Regions from separate parts of the Mus musculus genome. Here region 1 is linked to region 2. Evidence: chromatin loops called from intact Hi-C (ENCODE). Cell type or tissue: left cerebral cortex. All regions are shown on one strand. Links, peaks and the distances in the headings refer to the core of each region. The heading gives the core; the rest is flanking DNA. Region 1 overlaps Klhl32 (kelch-like 32). Region 2 overlaps Klhl32 (kelch-like 32).

Region 1 (8,752 bases), core at 523-8,522, 49 kb after region 2:
ATGAAAACCGTTCTGATGGTAAAGTGCAGTGCAAACCCAGGAAAGAAGCAGGCCTGAGGTCCCAAGGATGAGCTGAGCTGGGCGGTGCACCGAGGCGGGAGGGAGCTCCACAGTCTAAAGTCTGAGAGGCAGCCAGAGGGAAAGTAAGTGGCGGCCATTCTGCCTGGAGGCCGGTCCCCATCAGTTTCTGAGGAAGCAGTCCAAAGGTCTCTAGAAGAAATAAGAAGAGAGGTAATAGAACTGAGGAATAGCTGTAGAGTGTGAGGAATTAGATATTTCTATTAAATAGAGCTGTCTGCAGCTATTAGAGATGGCTAGTTCCAAAATCAGTTCAGAGTCGGTGGCATTGCCAGAGCAGGTCTAGCACTGCTTTATGCCTCTTGTGAGTTTGTTGCAGTCAGCAATTCTCAGTGGAGAATTAGGGAATGGTGTTCAAGGGCCAGCAGTATTTCTTATCATCAGGGATCGGTTGATTTTAGCTACATATTGTGCTAAACATCTTACAGTGTTTAAGACTGGTCCTCAGAGCAAGGTTTCTTAAGGTGGTTTAACCTGTCTCAGAATGCAGTTAATTCCAAGGCCGAGAAGCCCTATGCTAGATCTGGTACCCTGCCAAAATGATACACGTGGACTATGGTATTTATATGGTACGACGTCAGACAGTTTGTTCCTTGGTACCAGAATCTGTGTGTTCTCCAAGTGATTTCTTACCCTAAGCCTGCAATTTATGGTAATCAGCTCCCATCCTTCTGCCCTGTCTTCCACTGTGGAGTCATCTCCTTCCCTGCTCCCGCCCACAGCCCTGGCCCCCCTCCTCTCGGGCTTCCATTATGCCTTTTGGAACTGTTGCAACAAGACCATGAATGCTGTTGTGTCTTCCTCCTCAGCACAGACCTTTTATGGAAGAGCTGCCCAGATTCCAGGCCCTGGGATCCTCAGCCTGCTTTTCTCCAGAGAACGTTTTCTTCCAGCCAGCCACATTAGACCGCAGCCATAGCATGGATCTTGTTATCCCCACTAGTCACTTCATGTCTGAGATTCCTCCTGCTGTGGATTCATTTCCCAGCTTGCAGGTTTACCTTTTTCACTAGGGCTGTTATTTGCCTTCGTGACTGTATCTCCATAGATGCTATTGAGTTCTTTTTATGTTGACCAGCTATTGCTGCTAGCCATGGGACCTGGCCTTAGGAGTGGTTTGTATCCCCAGTGACATTCTGTTGGGGAAAACTAAGTTGTCATTAATGGCAATTATCAACTTGAGGTAGTTTCTGGATCAGGGGTGAGCACTTTTGTCCACTTCTCGTCTTACCACTGGGCCCTCACCTAGCACAGATAAGTGCAGACTCTATGCATGCTGCCGTGATCTCTGTGAGTTCAGATGTTCCTTGGTTCTGCTGGATTGGGTGTCTAGAAAGCCTTACTTCCTTGATATCCCTGCATGCTCTCTGGCTCTTACAATCTTTCCATCTCCTCTTCGGTGGGCTTTCCTGAGATCTGAGAGGAGGGGTTTGATGGAGGCAAATCATTTAGGACCAAGTGGTGCCTGGCTTTACGCACATTGTCTGGCTGTGAATCTCTGTATTAGTTTCCGTCTGCTGCAGCAGGAGGAGGCTCCTTTGATGATAGCTGGCTGGTCTGTGAGTTAGCAGAATGGTTGTTAGGAGTCATTTTATTGCTGTGTTCTCTTCTTAACAGGCTTAAATTCTGAAACTTTTGCCCAACCTTTAATTTTTTTCCATTTCAGTTGTTTTTGTGGCATTTGCCTGTGAGAATTTTCATTCAGATGAACTGAATAATCTATGCTGTCCAGTGCAGATCAGTTCATAAAAGTCTTTACATCAAACAAGCCCCCAGATGCCCAGAGTCTTACAGCTGTTTCTGGGGTTCCTATTTCCTGCCCCTTAAGAAGCAAAGCAAGCCATGACTTGCTTCTGTGCTTTCGGGGCCTTTTCCATGCAAGCAGCTTTTACTGTGCTCTTGGGACAGCTGGGCTCTGTCGGTTTCTCTCTGAGAAACCTGAGTTCTGTTTCTCTCCTTAGCCGAGGCTGAGTTTTGAGCTTCAGACCCATGAATCAAGCTGTGCTTTTGACATCTGCCCCTAGAAAGAAAAGTCTTTAAGACAACTCAAATTTAACATATCCCAAAATGAGTTTATTATTTTCTTCTTTTCCAGTTGCCCTACTGTTGGGACATCAAGTTTTATAAACCTGAAATAGGAGCATCTCCATGAGACGCCCCCCTTCCCATCCATATCTATATCTAACCTGTCACCGAGACTCCTAACTTTTCCCCATGAGTAGCTTTCAAATCTGTTCACCTCTCTGAAGCATTGTCCTGATGTTTCAGGGCAGGGCTCAGAGAGGCCTCAGCTACTGCCGTGGTCCCAAGCTGCCCCAGTCTGGCCCAGTCTCCCTAAGTGCTCTTGGGACTGCAATCCAGTTGAGCTTTTCTGAGACTTGCCATGGCTCTTGGTTGCCCTGGCCCACACATCCTACGTGAGTCATCACCTCAGCTGCGGTTACTCAGTTCCTTTGTACCCCCAGTTTCAGCCACTGATTTCTGTAGAAGAGTGTGTCAGTCTGTCTGTGCTCCTTGCTGACACAGGCCAAAGCTTGCCGTCCTCTTTTCCTGCGTACATCTTCTCTTCTTTGTCTCAGGGTGGTAACTCATCCATCTGCACCTTAGCTAGTTCTCCTTTGGGAAGCTGAGAGTACTTACTTGGTGTGCCACTGTCCTGATACACTGAATATGCTGTGATGGCCGTTACCACACTTTATTTATTCAGTATTTTATTTCCAGCATCTAGAATATCAAGGCAGAATAAATGTTTCTTATATGTAGGAATTAGGGAAGGGATATAAAAAGCTGTTGGTGTATAAGTAAACTTCTTTCTCCGTAGTCTTAATATTTCTTACTTGTGCAAAATGTCTTAATCTAAGCTTGTTATTATAGCTATGTTTATTTTTAGCATCCACTTTATAGAGTTTATAAAATATTATATAAAAATAAAATTAATCCCATTACCAAATCTGTTAAAAGCCTGCCCACATAAATAAGTAGCATTCTTTTACTATTAATGTATAAAAATATCTTTACCCTGTTGAGTGGTAGGTAAACATTAAAAGAGAAATCTACAGAACTTTTACATTTGAAATGTAAAGTAGAAAAGTATAGAGTTGTATTAGAATTTACATCTTAAGAACTTTCTGACTTCAGTTAAGTGAATAAATGAAAATAAGAGCTGTTGGGATTTCTGGGATTGAAGAGTTAACTCTATGCACTCAAAGTAGCCATTTGTGCTAAAGCAGACATTCAGGATGAGCAGGAGGCCACTGTCAGAAGCGTGCTCTGCATTTGATTTACTCGTTTTTCATGATTGGTTCCAGAATGAAAGTTACTGGCTCAAAGTCATGATTAGTCCTATTCCCTGGGACCTCATGAATGAATCTCCCCATTATTGGATGCTGGTATGTGACCAGTCTGGGGCTAACTCCCTGGCATTACTAATGTCCATCAGCTGCTGAGGGAATCTGGGATTCCTACTGTGATCCAGAGTCCTGGGTAGGCCAGTCCTGTGAGATGCAGAAATGGTGCTCTCGGACAGTGGCAGCTTGCCTGGAGTAACCTGGCAGGGTGCCTGTGAGCTGGTGGACTTGGAAATGGAGTCATGACAGGAAGCATGTCTAGTTTAAAGTAGATACATTTAAAATAAGGACTGAAGAGACAGCTCTGATTAATCTCTGTGATGTATTTCATATAAATCAGTGTGTCCCAAGTCACAGCCTAAGCTTTATGTCTTAAGTATAAGAGTATTAATGAGATATATTGAGTCCTTTTTTCATATCATTTTTGACAGCACACCTTAACTTGCACTAGCCTACTGAGAGAGTTCAGCAGCCCCAGGTTGCTAGTGACACCTGTTTTAGTAATGCAGATCTTGGGCTCCCACAGAAGACAGTACTAACTGTGGATTTTGAGCCATACCATTTTTTCATGGAAGAATTTTCCCAGTTTTAAGCATCTTCTCAAATCTGAATTTCCCCTGAAAAATGTGGAGCCATTCTCAGGTCTTTCCCCAGCTATGGGGAAAGTTTTTGATGCAGTTTTTCCTTTGTTTGTTTGATTCCCAGTAGTGAAAAGACATTGCTCTGACCTAGGAGGTGAATATGCTGGTTTGCCATTTCTTCTCAGGGCAGAGGGAGCTAGTGACAAGTGTCCGTCTGCTCCCACCTTAATGTCTGCTTGATACACCGTAGCCTTCGGTTTCTGTTCTCAGTCTGCGATCATTAGCCAGGTGAAGTGAGCCTCACCTCTTCTCGCTGTCCTGTGCACAGGTGTGCTGTCAGGTTTGCAGAGGTGAGGGCTTTTGCAGCTTTGTAGCTGAGAGGTAAGTGGGAGACTGCTTTGCGAATACAAGGATGATGTGTTGAGACTTGTTGATTACTGGGCCTTTGAATTCTTGCCAAATGCCAGAGTATTTATTTTTGCTTTTTAAGAACTCATAACATATTGGTTCTAAAATATTTAGGCTCTTCTGCCAAGTGTTGTCTTAAATACCAGCTTATGGTGTTCTTTAAGGGTGACTCTTCCAAGCTGAGCTCTTAAGTCTGGGAAGGCAGGGAGCATCACTATTGTTCCAGAGCGCAGCCCTTCAGTCTTTGCCAAGCTGCAGTTCACAGTTGCTCTTTTCCCGCCAGGAGTTACTCACTTCCAACAGATATCTCAGTGCAAACACTGGCTCAGGCTTAATAGTGATGTGGATTATGCACTAGATTTGGAAATAGGAAAAGAATTTAAAGCAAGTGTTTTTTTAATTTTTAAATTTTTTAAAAAGATTTATTTATTATGTATAAAATGTTCTGCCTGCATGTATGCCTACACACCAGAAGAGGGCATCAGACCTCATTATGGACGGTTGTGAGCCACCATGTGGTTGCTGGGAATTGAACTCAGGACCTTTGGAAACGCAACCTGTGCTCTTAAACCCTGAGCCATCTCTCCAGCTAAAGCAAGTATTTTAATGTTCTCTTAGTCTACTACAAATGAAATTTCAAAATTCATTTACGGTGACATAAAAGAGGAGAAAAGATAGTTTCTAAAGTTATAATACTAAAACTCATTTTCTGTTTCAAAATGTTAGTCCTAGTACATAAGAAAACAGCTTTGAAGCATGATTGCATAATTTTGTGATTATTGCATGCAAAATGTGCTTTCATATATTACTCAAAAGGGTTGATTTCAAGTCTACTTATGTATGATATAAATATAAACTCAACAGGAGCTTTTGAACCTTTTGTCACCTTGGGCATAAGTTTTGCAGACCTTTCTTACAGATAACTTTTCTATTAAAGCAGGAAAAAAGAGTTATACCATTTTGTTCTTAACATTGTTTTTTTTTTCTTTTTTTTAATTCATGATCAAGAATTTTGGTAATCTTATCTGTAAAACATAGGTGCCAGTGGTACCTTCTTTTAGGGTTACTAGGAAGACTAAATTGTTAATTAATAATTATATATCATGTAGGATAATTGGCTAAAAACTGTAAGCAATGTAATTGCTAACTATGAAAATGTCATCACTTTAGAAAAGCTTTTTCAGGCTATCCTAGCGTTCCCCCTTGCTGATAAGGAATTCTTGTGTCTTTTCCTTAATGATACTAATTAATCTGCATTCTAGGTGTTACATAGAAAATTGTATAAAGAACTATTTATGCTTCCGAAAGTGACTTTCAGTTACTGGTTTTGAAAGCCTGCCTACCACGGGAGCCACAGATGAATATTCAATGGCTGTGAGCCTTTCAGACTCTGCTGAAAATAATCCTTCCACCTTCCCACAAGAACTTCCTGTAGCCTCACTTTCTCTGGAGTTATTTTCTTTCCATAGTTTGGTCTTTGGTGCTTCCCAGCATGAAATGTTTGATAAAGCCTGCTGAGTGCACCGGCTTTTCCCAGGAAGAATTAGGCTAATTGTAAGGTAGAGATTTGTATTTAACTCTAATTCACCAGCCAGTTGGCAGAAGTAAGGCAGAGCCCTGTCAAATAAAGCAACAGTGTGGCTAAGACTTTGTCTCCTCTGAATAGCACTTTTTCACACTGGCACTGAGCAGAGCACAGAAATGTCAGGTAGGGAGCGGGCATGCTCAGGCATCCTTAGATATTCTTACTCAGATTTCAAAGGAGTTCACTGTTCGGACACAGGGCGAGACACCCTTGTCATCCTCTGGTTGCAATTTAGTAATGACGTAGCTCACTAGTCAGAGCCCAGGACTTGTAAGGTTTTGGAGTAATGTAGAGAGATTTTTGATGATCTAAGCTAGAATTGTCCATAGACATGTATAAATTCAGTTTGTGTTGTGAGTTCATGGCATCATTTCTGTCTCATTTTAGAAAATCTTTGAAGGTCAGGTAGGACTTTTGAAAGGACACAGGATAAATAGGTTCGGATGGGGGAAGAAAATGAAGTGGTAAAGCTTCATCATAGGAGTTTAGCAATCTCACAAAGCAAAAAGAAAAATAGTCTACTCATATATCCAGTACAGTGGTTACTTAGACATTGGAAATGGATATTTGACTTTTAACTTTTAATAGTCTTTTTCATTTACAAGGACACCTTGCCCACCACAGAGATAGGTCTCGTGTAGCTCAGGTTGACCTCTACTATGTAGCCAAGTTTGGTGTTGAAATTTTCTGCTTCCCAACTACTTGAATGCTGAGATTGCAGCTCTATGCCACTGTGCCCCATTTATTCCAAATGAATGTCTTCTGACATTTGTTGTGAAGTGGGTGGTTTCCCAAGTTCTGACTGATGCTGTGTTTGATGCCACACGTGGGAATGTATGCTCACCTAAACACATAAAGCAAGGTTTGCACACACACACTGAAGAAATAGGAACTCAGAAACAGGCTCATAGGTTCACAGACACATGTAGACTTTCACAAAGTTAAACCTTAGCAAAATCAAAACCAAAATAAAAAACCCCAGGGAGCTACCAAGAGAAAAAGTCCCAGGATAGGGCAGAGGAACAAATTAGAGTAAAGGAAAACAAAGAAACAAAAAACAGAGAGGGCAAAATTGAGAACAGGAAGGTCAGACTCACAGGGCACTAGAAGTAGCCTCCCCAAAGCCCAACGGGTGAGAGAGCCCCAGGAAGCTGAGCCGGTGAAAGGCATAAACAGGGCTTCATTACTCTCCTTTGTAGTATTCAAGAAATGCTGACGGGCCAGAGGCTGTGCCACTCGGAAACTCACAATGACACGGTCCTGGCGGCGCTGAATCAGCAAAGAAGTGATGGCATTCTCTGCGACGTGACCCTGATCGCCGAGGAACAGAAATTCCACGCTCACAAGGCGGTCCTAGCAGCCTGCAGTGACTACTTCCGGGTAAGTGAAGGTGGATGTGTTTGTCTTAGGATGTCAGTGCACAGAGGACAGCCTGATCTTTCCTAGGCCGTGAGCCAACTACATGGCGGAAGGCAGATTTGTAAGTGTTGAGAACCTGTGTACCTTCCTGGACAGAACTGAGTCCAGGACCCTGGTGGGACATTCACTGGACTGGGCTGGGTGGCTGCAATGAGAAGCAGACCGTTGCATCTGACTAATACATTTAACAAGCACTGAATGGTGTGGCAGTGACATGCATGGCATATGAAGATATGGTTCTTTTTTCCTAGAACTTGAAATTTGATTTCCAGCTGTGAGTGATGTGTGCTGATATAACCAGGGTGGATGAGGTCTTTTATATTTATATTTCATTTAATTATCATGCAAACACCTTGTACAAATGAATGCATGTGCTATTAAAGGCTGCCATTTTTTACATATAAGGAAACAAAATCTTAGAGAGTAAATACTTAGGATTCAGAAAGTAACTAAATAATAAACACAGTTCTTAACTTGCATATCTGGCATTTGACATTTGTTTGTTAATTTTAGAAACTTATTATTTGGGGGCTGAGGAGATGTCCAAGTGGTTAAAGTGCAGCCATACAAGTGTGGGTGGGTACTGGGTGGAGCTCAGATGGAGTAAAGGGAAAGTAAAGTGGAAGAGAAATTGAAGAAGATTCCTGGCCTCAACTTCAGATCCCCATATTATGTGCCCATATTCATGCAGACATAGAAACATACAGCCCACACAGAGGTGGAATAAGAACATTATTATTGTATGTGTGCATGTGTGCATGTGCGTATATATGATGCAGGCATGATGTGTGTGGGTGCACATACCAAGGTATTCATGTGAAAGCCAGAAGACAACTTTGTTGATTCTTTCCTTCCATCTACCTTTACATGGGGTCTGGAGATCAAATCCGGCTGCCAAACTTGTACAGCAAGGTCCTTTACCTGTTGAGCCATTTTGTTGTCTCCTCTGCCCCCGTCCTCCTCCCTCTCCTCGTCCTCTTCCTCCCTTGTTGTCCATGTATTCTAAAGCAAGTTCTTTTAAATGTATCATCTATTTTCACCATCTGTCTCTCCCTCCTGTTATTTCCCCTCAATTCTCATTTACTCCTCCTAATCGCTCCCTTCTCCCCAACCCCCATCTCTTACTGTGTTGTCAACTGGGCAGACTCTGGAATCTCCTGGGAGATAGGTCTTTGGATATGCTGGTGGGGGAAAAAAAAAACTACCTTAATTGGGGCAAGGGCTGCTTCCTAGGTGGGGACCCTGTATTAGATGGAGACAGCAAACCGAGCCCTAGAGTGGAATGCACACCTCTCTCCTTTGGACAGTGGCCAGCTGCCTCCAGTTCCTGCTGC
Region 2 (8,752 bases), core at 175-8,174:
AGAGAGAGAGAGAAAATTTGTGAGGACCACATTAAAAATCTATTTGGGCCATCTGTGCCCTCCTGGTACATGGTCCTTCAGTACTGAGGCTGAGGTCCTATCCGGTTCTGGGATTCAAATTACTACATTTGTCATGAAAGTGACAGACACTTTAAGGACTTTAGTCAATGCTCTGCATAGCACTGGATATTCTGGAACTGTAGTTCTTGAACAGGCTGTCCTCGAACTCATCCACTTGGCTCTGCCTCCTGACTTCTGAACTCAAATGCACACCCAGCTTTCTAAGTCCATTCTTAAGTCAATAGGTCCAGGGTTGTTTTAGGGCAGCCAACGCCACACAGAGAAACTCTTGTGTCAAAAAACCAAAAACTCTTATTGGTGAGAATTTTGTATATGTTGAAACAAAAACATTTATAGTTTGAAATGTCTTAAATTCCTGGCCTGTTCTTTTCTTGATCCAGGACTAAGAGGTATATAAAAAGTCAGCTGTATATGACTGGCCATCTGTATGCACAGGTTCCAGAAACCAATTAAAGATGAAAAGTATTTGGAACAGTGATGGTGTCTGCACTTCACGTATGGGACTTCCTTCCCTTGTCAGCCCTCACTAGTCAAGGCCAGCATAGCAGCTGTTTACGTGTGTTGGGATTGTGCTAGGTGTTAGAACTTTCTAGAGGTATTTAACACGTGCAATGCAAAGACGTGTATAGGCTGTATGCAAAGGCTATGGCCTAAGGGACAAGCGCCCACACACCTTGCATTTGTGAGAGGTCCGAGAACCAGTCTCTGTAATTCTCATTGCAGAAGAATAGAATAGAATCTTCCATTGTAGGTTTTCAAAAGCATACTTTCTATTAAGACATTAAGTAATTAACCCATCACGGGATACTGCAAGATGCCACAGTCCTGAGTCCTCTGGAGATTTCATGTCTTTCCCCAGGACTCAGAACACACATCCCGTTGCTTCCAGAGGCGTTGCTCTGAGCCCCCGCTGTGTACATGCTACTTTGCATCAGTCTCCTGCTGGATGTACAGTGTCCTCATAAAATGCTGCCTTATTGTCATGTTATAGATGAAGAATATGAAACTAGAACAATGAAAGGAAAACTTAAGCCATTAACTTTCCTTTGCTCTTTGCGTTCCCTTTGTCCTTAGTTACCTAGTCGAGGTTATAGAATATACATACTATGCATAATTATAAAATTGAGGCAGTTATGTGTTAAATGTATAGTAGAACTGTACTATCCCAGGCTGGGAATTTGTCCTAGTAATAGAATGTGTAGCACGGTTAAAGCCCTAGGCTTGACCCACAGCATCAGCCCGTCCCTCACACAGAGGATCACATTGAAGCATAGACATGAAGGAACTTTTTGCCAAGAAAAAAAAATCTGACTGTAGGGATTAGTTCAGTCCTACAGGAGAGGCATTAAGACTGTAATTGCTGGCTGGGTTTGGTTATGTAAATGCAGACCTTTTGATCCATTAAAAGGTGAAAGGCTCTGCCAGTTATTCAAGTTGGAAATAGGAACTAGAGGATAGCCCTAGTTAGAGCCAAAGTGCTGAGCTCATTGTAGATGAGGGACTGGGGGAAGCCAGGGGAAGAAACACATGAGCAAGATCCATAAGAGGGAACTGGGATGGAAGGCAAGTTGCTGAAAGAGATCAGGAGAGGCATTGTAGACTTGGAGGACAATCCATGTCTAGTACCCACTTCTGTAAAAGCTCCGACGGCAGGGGACTAGCCAAACAGCATGCTCTTGGTGTTGTCTGTAGATCCAGCACTTTTTTTTTTCTTGTCAAGTATTATGGTAAGTTTGTATTTTTACATAGAATGATAAATACCCTAATTTCATTCATGATATTGTTGCCCAAGAGCATATAGGGCACAAACTGCACGTAATAGCTTTTTTATTTTTTTAAGAGGATACAAAGTTGGGTGAGTGGAGAAGGGGGTGAATCTGGACGGAGTTGGTGGAGGCAGGATGAGTTTGATCAGCATATGGTATAGAATTCCCCATGAACTAAGTAAAAAACGAGAAAAAAAGTATATGCAGGTATTTTATATGAACTTAATGGAAGTGAACAAATAAGCAGATAATTTTTCATAAATGCGATAAGAGATTCTGGTAAATTAGATAATGAAGTCTAATACTTTCTTCTGGGAGTCACGGATTTCGGTATTTTTGCAGATAAAAGTGTGTGTGTGCCTGTTTATGTGTTCATCTGCGGAGGTGTGGGAACGAGATGTGTCTACGTGTTGGTTAGAAGTGTTCTTCTGTCATTCCTCACCCACCACATTAGATCTGTCCCTGACCTTGTAGCTCACTAGGTCAGAAAGGCCAGCTAAGCGATCCTTTATTAGTTGCACCTCCCCAGTGGGATTGTATGAATGTCCTGCTATGACTCTTTTAAAGCCCAGCTGTTCAGGTTCTTGATTCAGGTCCTCACACTTGTGCAAAGCAAGCACACACTTACTGACTGACTGGCTCTTCTCCCAAGTCCTTCAGATCAAGATTGTAATGGTCCGTGTATTTTGAATAAAGGCTCATGTCATCTGTGGGACAAGTAAGGAGAGTTGTGAGCTTCATGTTAGCTTCTTTGTTCCTGTTCTCTGCAAGGATTAGAATAGCTGTGTTCAAATCTAGAAGGAAACCTTTAGTGACCTGCAAATGCCTGTTTTGATTTTAGCAGAGTTATCATGTTTATAATGGAGACCTGAAAGATGAGCGATAGTCTGTGGAAGTTTCACATGGATTAAAGTACTGCATCAGTGACTGGCTACGAGAGCTGCCAACGATGGCGAAGTAAAATAGCAAATGTCATTTAAAGCTAGAGGCTTGCATAAGGGATAGGGACTGGTTTCCAGGCTTTTTGGTGACCATGGAGATAGCTTGAGCATTCTCTTGCCATGCTCTTGGCTTAACATTTCTTCCAGTTTGCAGTTTTCTGAATTTACCCCAGAACATTTTCCTTCTCCTTATTGGGAATTAACAAATGGAATTAATTTCATTTATCTTCTTCCTGGTCTTGGCATTTCTAACTGGGTCCTTTATTCCCAGACCTGCCTTGCAAGAGTGGTTGACCTAAGATTTGGTGCGCAGGAGGAAGCACTGGCCCCATCTCTTATTCTATTCTTAAGCTTAAGCTTCATCTTCATCTTATTCTTAGTTCATCCCTGCCCTGTTTCATAGGCACACTGCAGTGCACTGATGCATTTAATTTCTTGATTTACACATATGGCACTCTAAATTTTGGTGAAGTTTTTTTTTTTTTCCAAAAAATGTAAAATAAAGTAACAGTCTTACAAACTCAGCTTGGAAGCATACTAGCTCCACATATGGGACGGCATCAGGAAATGTACATCTGTCTAAAATAGCTTTTCCGCCGCGAGGTTGAAATCCCCAGCCTGGTAAGACCGTTTTTAAATGAAGAAAGAAAATCTTATGGATTCTCAATGTTCCCCTACACATTTATCTGAGGCAGGATACATTCTGCTTTCCATCTCAGATGAGCCAGGCCCAGTAAAAGAGAAGCAGGACCACCGCCCTCCTCCCCACCCCGACAGAACAACCGACTTGGCGTGCAGGATATTGATGGAATAAGCAGTTCCATCCCAGCTGATTGCTTCTGTGGGAACACATTTGATGCTAATGGCACAGACAATAAGAGCAGTGGAGGAGGCATTCTGCAATTTTTTATGACAAATTCTGATCCCTCATTTAAAATCATCACTTGGAAACTGTATTATTTATTATTTTAGGCTTACTATTGAAAGTGCAAGGAAGACTGGAACAAGCAGGTCATGGTCTTGAAGCCTGGGCTGGATACTAAATCTGGTACTTTTGGGCTCCGAGATTCACAACCAAGTGACATCTCTCCAGCACCTCAGTTTTGCATTTATAATGGGATTTCTGTCACCTACCTTATAGCTCATCCTAATCTTTTTTTTTTTAATAATGGAATATAGGAACGTAGTAATGTACAAAGAACCATGGTTTCTTTTTTTTTTAATTAGGTATTTTCCTCATTTACATTTTCAATGCTATCCCAAAGGTCCCCCATACCCACCCCCCCCCAATCCCCTACCCACCCACTCCCCCTTTTTGGCCCTGGCGTTCCCCTGTACTGGGGCATATAAAGTTTGCAAGTCCAATGGGCCTCTCTTTACAGTGATGGCCGACTAGGCCATCTTTTGATACATATGCAGCTAAAGACAAGAGCTCCTGGGTACTGGTTAGTTCATATTGTTGTTCCACCTATAAGGTTGCAGTTCCCTTTAGCTCCTTGGGTAATTTCTCTAGCTCCTCCATTGGGGGCCGTGTGACCCATCCAATAGCTGACTGTGAGCATCCACTTCTGTGTTTGCTAGGCCCCGGCATAGTCTCACAAGAGAGAGCTATATCTGGGTCCTTTCAGCAAAATCTTGCTAGTGTATGCAATGGTGTCAGCATTTGGAAGCTGATTATGGGATGGATCCCTGCATATGGCAATCACTAGATGGTCCATCCTTTTGTCACAGCTCCAAATTTTGTCTCTGTAACTCCTTCTATGGGTGTTTTGTTCCCATTTCTAAGAAAGGGTAAAGTGTCCACACTTTGGTCTTCGTCATGCGTTTGGCAAGTTATATCTTATATCTTGGGTATCCTAAGTTTCTGGGCTAATATCCACTTATCAGTGAGTACATATTGTGTGAGTTTCTTTGTGAATGTGTTACCTCACTCAGGATGATGCCCTCCAGGTCCATCCATTTGGCTAGGAATTTCATAAATTCATTCTTTTTAATAGCTGAGTAGTACTCCATTGTGTAGATGTACCACATTTTCTGTATCCATTCCTCTGTTGAGGGGCATCTGGGTTCTTTCCAGCTTCTGGCTATTATAAACAAGGCTGCTATGAACATAGTGGAGCATGTGTCCTTCTTTAATTAACATTTTGGGCACTAGGAAGTCTAAAGGCCTGGTACCAAAATCCAGTGAAGCCTTTCCTGCTGCATCCTGTCATGACAGACGTCATCACATGCTGTGGCACAGCAAGCATCTCTTCTTGTATCATTAAAACAAAAAAAATGACTGCTAACGTGATCACGAGGTTCCTTATCTCATAATCTCATTTTATCCTAATTATCTACCAAAGGTACCACCTCAAGGTGCTTTAAGGATTCAGTTCCTAACTGGAAGCATGTGGCAGGGCTGCCCTCAAATTATGAAATCTTCAGTGCAACATCTAACACAGTCCCTGCCACACAACAAAACCCCACAACTTATCAATTCCCTCCCTTCCTCTAACCCTTCCGATTCTTAGTTTCATGCACCTTGTAAGAAATGTCTCATTCTTAGGCGTGAGTGCCATCTTGGAGAGGAAACCCATCACCAGGGTGCTGCTTGAGTGAGCTCTCCCGGTCTCAGGGAAAGGAACATATCCTGGTGTTAATGGCATTGCTCACTCTACATAATGATGTGACTTGCTGAAATTGGTCACTTCAATGTCTGGTCTGTTGTGCAGCCCCTGGAACTTCTTCTTGCCCCACCCTCACCCCACCCCCCCAAACCCTGCACCCCAGGGTGGGGAGAAAAAAGGATGAAAGGTCGATTTCCTTTTCAGTGGGTACCACTAGGGAACTCTACTGCAAGAGCTCTCGATGGGCCCCCATCTGTTATCACCCAGCAATACCTGGCAGGGATAGATCTGGCCTTTCTGCGACTCAGGTTCGGATTGTTTACATTGTTCTAGACAACTAGCAATTTCCTTTCATGATGGAGTATGTAAAGTTTATGAAAAGGTCATAAACTTGCCAGCTCAAAGAAAAGAAGGTCCTCAGGCTTTCTGTCAAGTCTCAGCAACACTCTCCTCCCCTAAGGAACACTTTCTGCTTGGGTCTGACATTTTCTCGGCATCACTTCTTCCTTTTTGTTCCCAGACCTTCAGCTAGGAATCCCTCATCCTTGAAGGGGTAATTTTTTTTTCTTCTGCATTTTACACATCTGTTGGGTCTTATTGACCTAGGAATACAAAGGAGGCTGGCGTGCCTTGACTCTTTCAAGATTACTGCCCAGTTTATGGGTTTGGGGTCAAGCCAGATAGCAGTGGGGTCTGCTAGCAGTCAGCACTTTTGTAGTAGTGACTTTTGTAGTAGTGATTGCTAAGAACCTTCGAAGGAAGTTGCCTTTAGCAGTACATTTTAAGAACCCACAGGCCAAGCCAAGCTCTGTTTTCTTCACTGACTAGACTAAGAGACATGGCCCAGAGGAAAAGGTGTGCTCTGCCTGTATCTAGTGTGCATGTATTCATTTATTTCAGGGTTTTACAAATGTTACAATTTCATTTATACATATTTGGGGAGTTTTTAAGTAACATTAGTTTATACACCTAAAATAAGAAAGTTATAAGAAATTGTTAATGGTAAGAATAATCATTTTGGGCTAGAGATGTTGTTTAGTTGTTAGGATGCTTATCTGGCATACTTGATGCCCTGTGCTCAGTCCCCAGCACTACCTAAATAGTTAGTGGTGTCTGCCTGTCACTCCAGCACTCCAGAGGCTGTGACATTAAAAGTACAAGGTCACCCTTGACTATGTAGTGCGTTTCAGACCATCTGGGATATGTAGACTCTGTTTCAAAGATAAAAGTAAAGGGGCTAGAGAGAGTAAAAGTACTTGTTCTTGCAGAGGACCTGGGCTTGATTCACAGCACCTACAGAGCAGGTCACAGCTGTCTGCAGCCCTAGCTTCAGGGGATCTCATACCCTCTTCTGGCCTCTGAGGGCACCGGACATGCAACTGATGCACATGTGTCCATGTAGACAAAACACTCATACACATAAAATAAATAAGTTTTTAAAATGAAATAAATAACCTGTGGCACATAAACTTCTTTATGGGTTCTTTGCAAATATAGATTTTGTTGTTGTTTTTGAGACCAGGGTCTCATTTTGTAGCCCTGGCTGACCTGAAACTCACTAAGTAGACCAGGCTGATCCAGAACTCATAGAGATTTGCTTGCCTATACCTCCCTAGTGCTGGAGTTAAAAGTGTATACAACAATGTCTGATAAACAAAACAAACAAGAAAAAAACCATGCTTTATACAATTATGTAGGATATGCTAATTACAGTGGGGGTGAGGATTGTGGTTAAGGTTGAAGCCAAGAAGATAGGAGTGTGGGTCTTCTGTTAATGTCAAATACACACACTACTAGACTTATAAAATGTACTAACAAGAAACCAGCCGAGTGGAAATGTGGAAAGGGTGCATTTCTTTTCAGCTCTTCTCTAGGAGAGAGAAGATTGTTTTGGAAATTAAGGTTTAAAATTGAGGTAATGATCTGATTTGAAGAGATGAATTTTGCTAGAGTTTCTCTTTGAATTGCTTCCTCATTTATGGTGTTTGGTACTGTATGAAAATGCTGCTCTCAGGGCAGGCTGTGATATGGATGCAAACCCTTTAGCCTGCTACACTAGCCTACTCTCTAGTCTTTCCTAGTGTCCTGTCCTTGAACTGACATGCCCGATTGTTTCTCTTCTCTTCTCTTCTCTTCTCTTCTCTTCTCTTCTCTTCTCTTCTCTTCTCTTCTCTTCTCTTCTCTTCTCTTCTCTTCTTTCTTTTATTTTTAATTTTTACTTTATTTTGTAATTTCAAAGCCTAAGTAATTTTGGGCTTCTCATCTATGAAAACATTACTTACCTACAGTCTGGTTTTATTTGGGCATGGCTTATTGGCTTTGGCTTTAAGTGAGAGCACTTTCTCATTTCTGGAGGGTATTTACTGTCAGCTACAGATGGGGTTTCTTAATAGATGAAATGCCATCTGAGAAACTCACAACACAGCGTGAGCCTTTTAAAAATACAGCATTTAACTTGGCTTTTTACTAAAATTCTAGTGTGTGAGTCTTAGTATCATGTTGCTACTTTATGACAAATTCTCTTTGTCTGCCCTCATAATCCTTCTCAGAGCTGTCAGGTCCCAGGTCCCTACTCTGCTTCATGTTATGCTGAAGTTGTCAATGCTGGCCAGTTTGCAGGTCATTTGTTGCTGGGCTGCCAAGGTTTCCAGAGGGCAAGACCACAGTTAATGAGGCATTTACCTTAAGGCTTTCCCATCTATGATTGCTTGGGTTCCTGGGCAGAGTCCACAACCCCCTACAGGCCATGTTTTTTTTTGGTTTTTTTGTTTTTTTGTTTTTTTTGCGGGAAGCTGAGGAAGCCTGGGGTGGGCCTAGTTGGAATAACCCTCTGCTGCTTCCTCTCTGTTTGGATAATGAAAAGTCATGCTGTTTTCCCATTATTTCTTGTAGGGATCAACTTATATATACCCTTTACGTTAAAATAAATAATTATGTTAATATAAAATACAAAGTAAATACTCTGTTAGCTTCTGACTGGTCATTGCTTTGGAGAATAGTAAATTTACCAGTGTTCTAGAGAGAGATCCAGTGTGGCGTTTAAGATCAAGCTGACCTTCAGAGTGAGTCAGAGCTGCATTAAATCAAGGTCCCCGGATCTTCTCTATATAATTTATAAATACTCTATGGATGCTATATTAGAATCTGTATTGGTATAGAATTGTTTGTGTATTCAAAACAGTTCAAGTGGTTCTACAAGGAGGTATAACTTGGGAGCCAGGGTTGGACATGGCAACTTGCGCCACAGTCAGCTTCTGTTTTCTATTGCTTGGGAATTTCATACGTGCATATGATGTGTTTTGAAGGAGTCTACCCTTGATTCCTCCCCTCCTGCCTCCCCCCCAGCCCCTCCCAT

What was found. A loop is a pair of places that touch in the nucleus more often than their neighbours do. Peaks named below come from ENCODE experiments on the same cell type or tissue, not always from the same donor. Only the 100,000 strongest peaks of a DNase experiment are listed, where the experiment ranks them.
Region 1: it touches region 2 in a loop (2.5-fold over the local background); 4 of 42 quality-filtered maps call a loop at or near these places.

The regions. Positions count from the first base shown.
Region 1 is chr4:24,791,244-24,799,995 of GRCm38, reverse strand. It overlaps Klhl32 (kelch-like 32), which reads left to right. Exons shown (of 11, transcript NM_001163020.2): 3 at 7,199-7,379. Among named protein-coding and RNA genes, the nearest start is that of Gm31379, 55 kb to the left of the region's middle. In left cerebral cortex, for the core only: a CTCF peak has its summit at 4,939; DNase peaks (open chromatin) are centred at 764, 3,608, 5,885 and 7,284; H3K4me3 peaks cover 282 bases; H3K27ac peaks cover 414 bases.
Region 2 is chr4:24,840,336-24,849,087 of GRCm38, reverse strand. All of the region lies in intron 1 of Klhl32 (kelch-like 32), which reads left to right. Among named protein-coding and RNA genes, the nearest start is that of Gm31379, 6.3 kb to the left of the region's middle. In left cerebral cortex, for the core only: no CTCF peak of the experiment used is centred there; DNase peaks (open chromatin) are centred at 2,789 and 3,347; H3K27ac peaks cover 1,080 bases.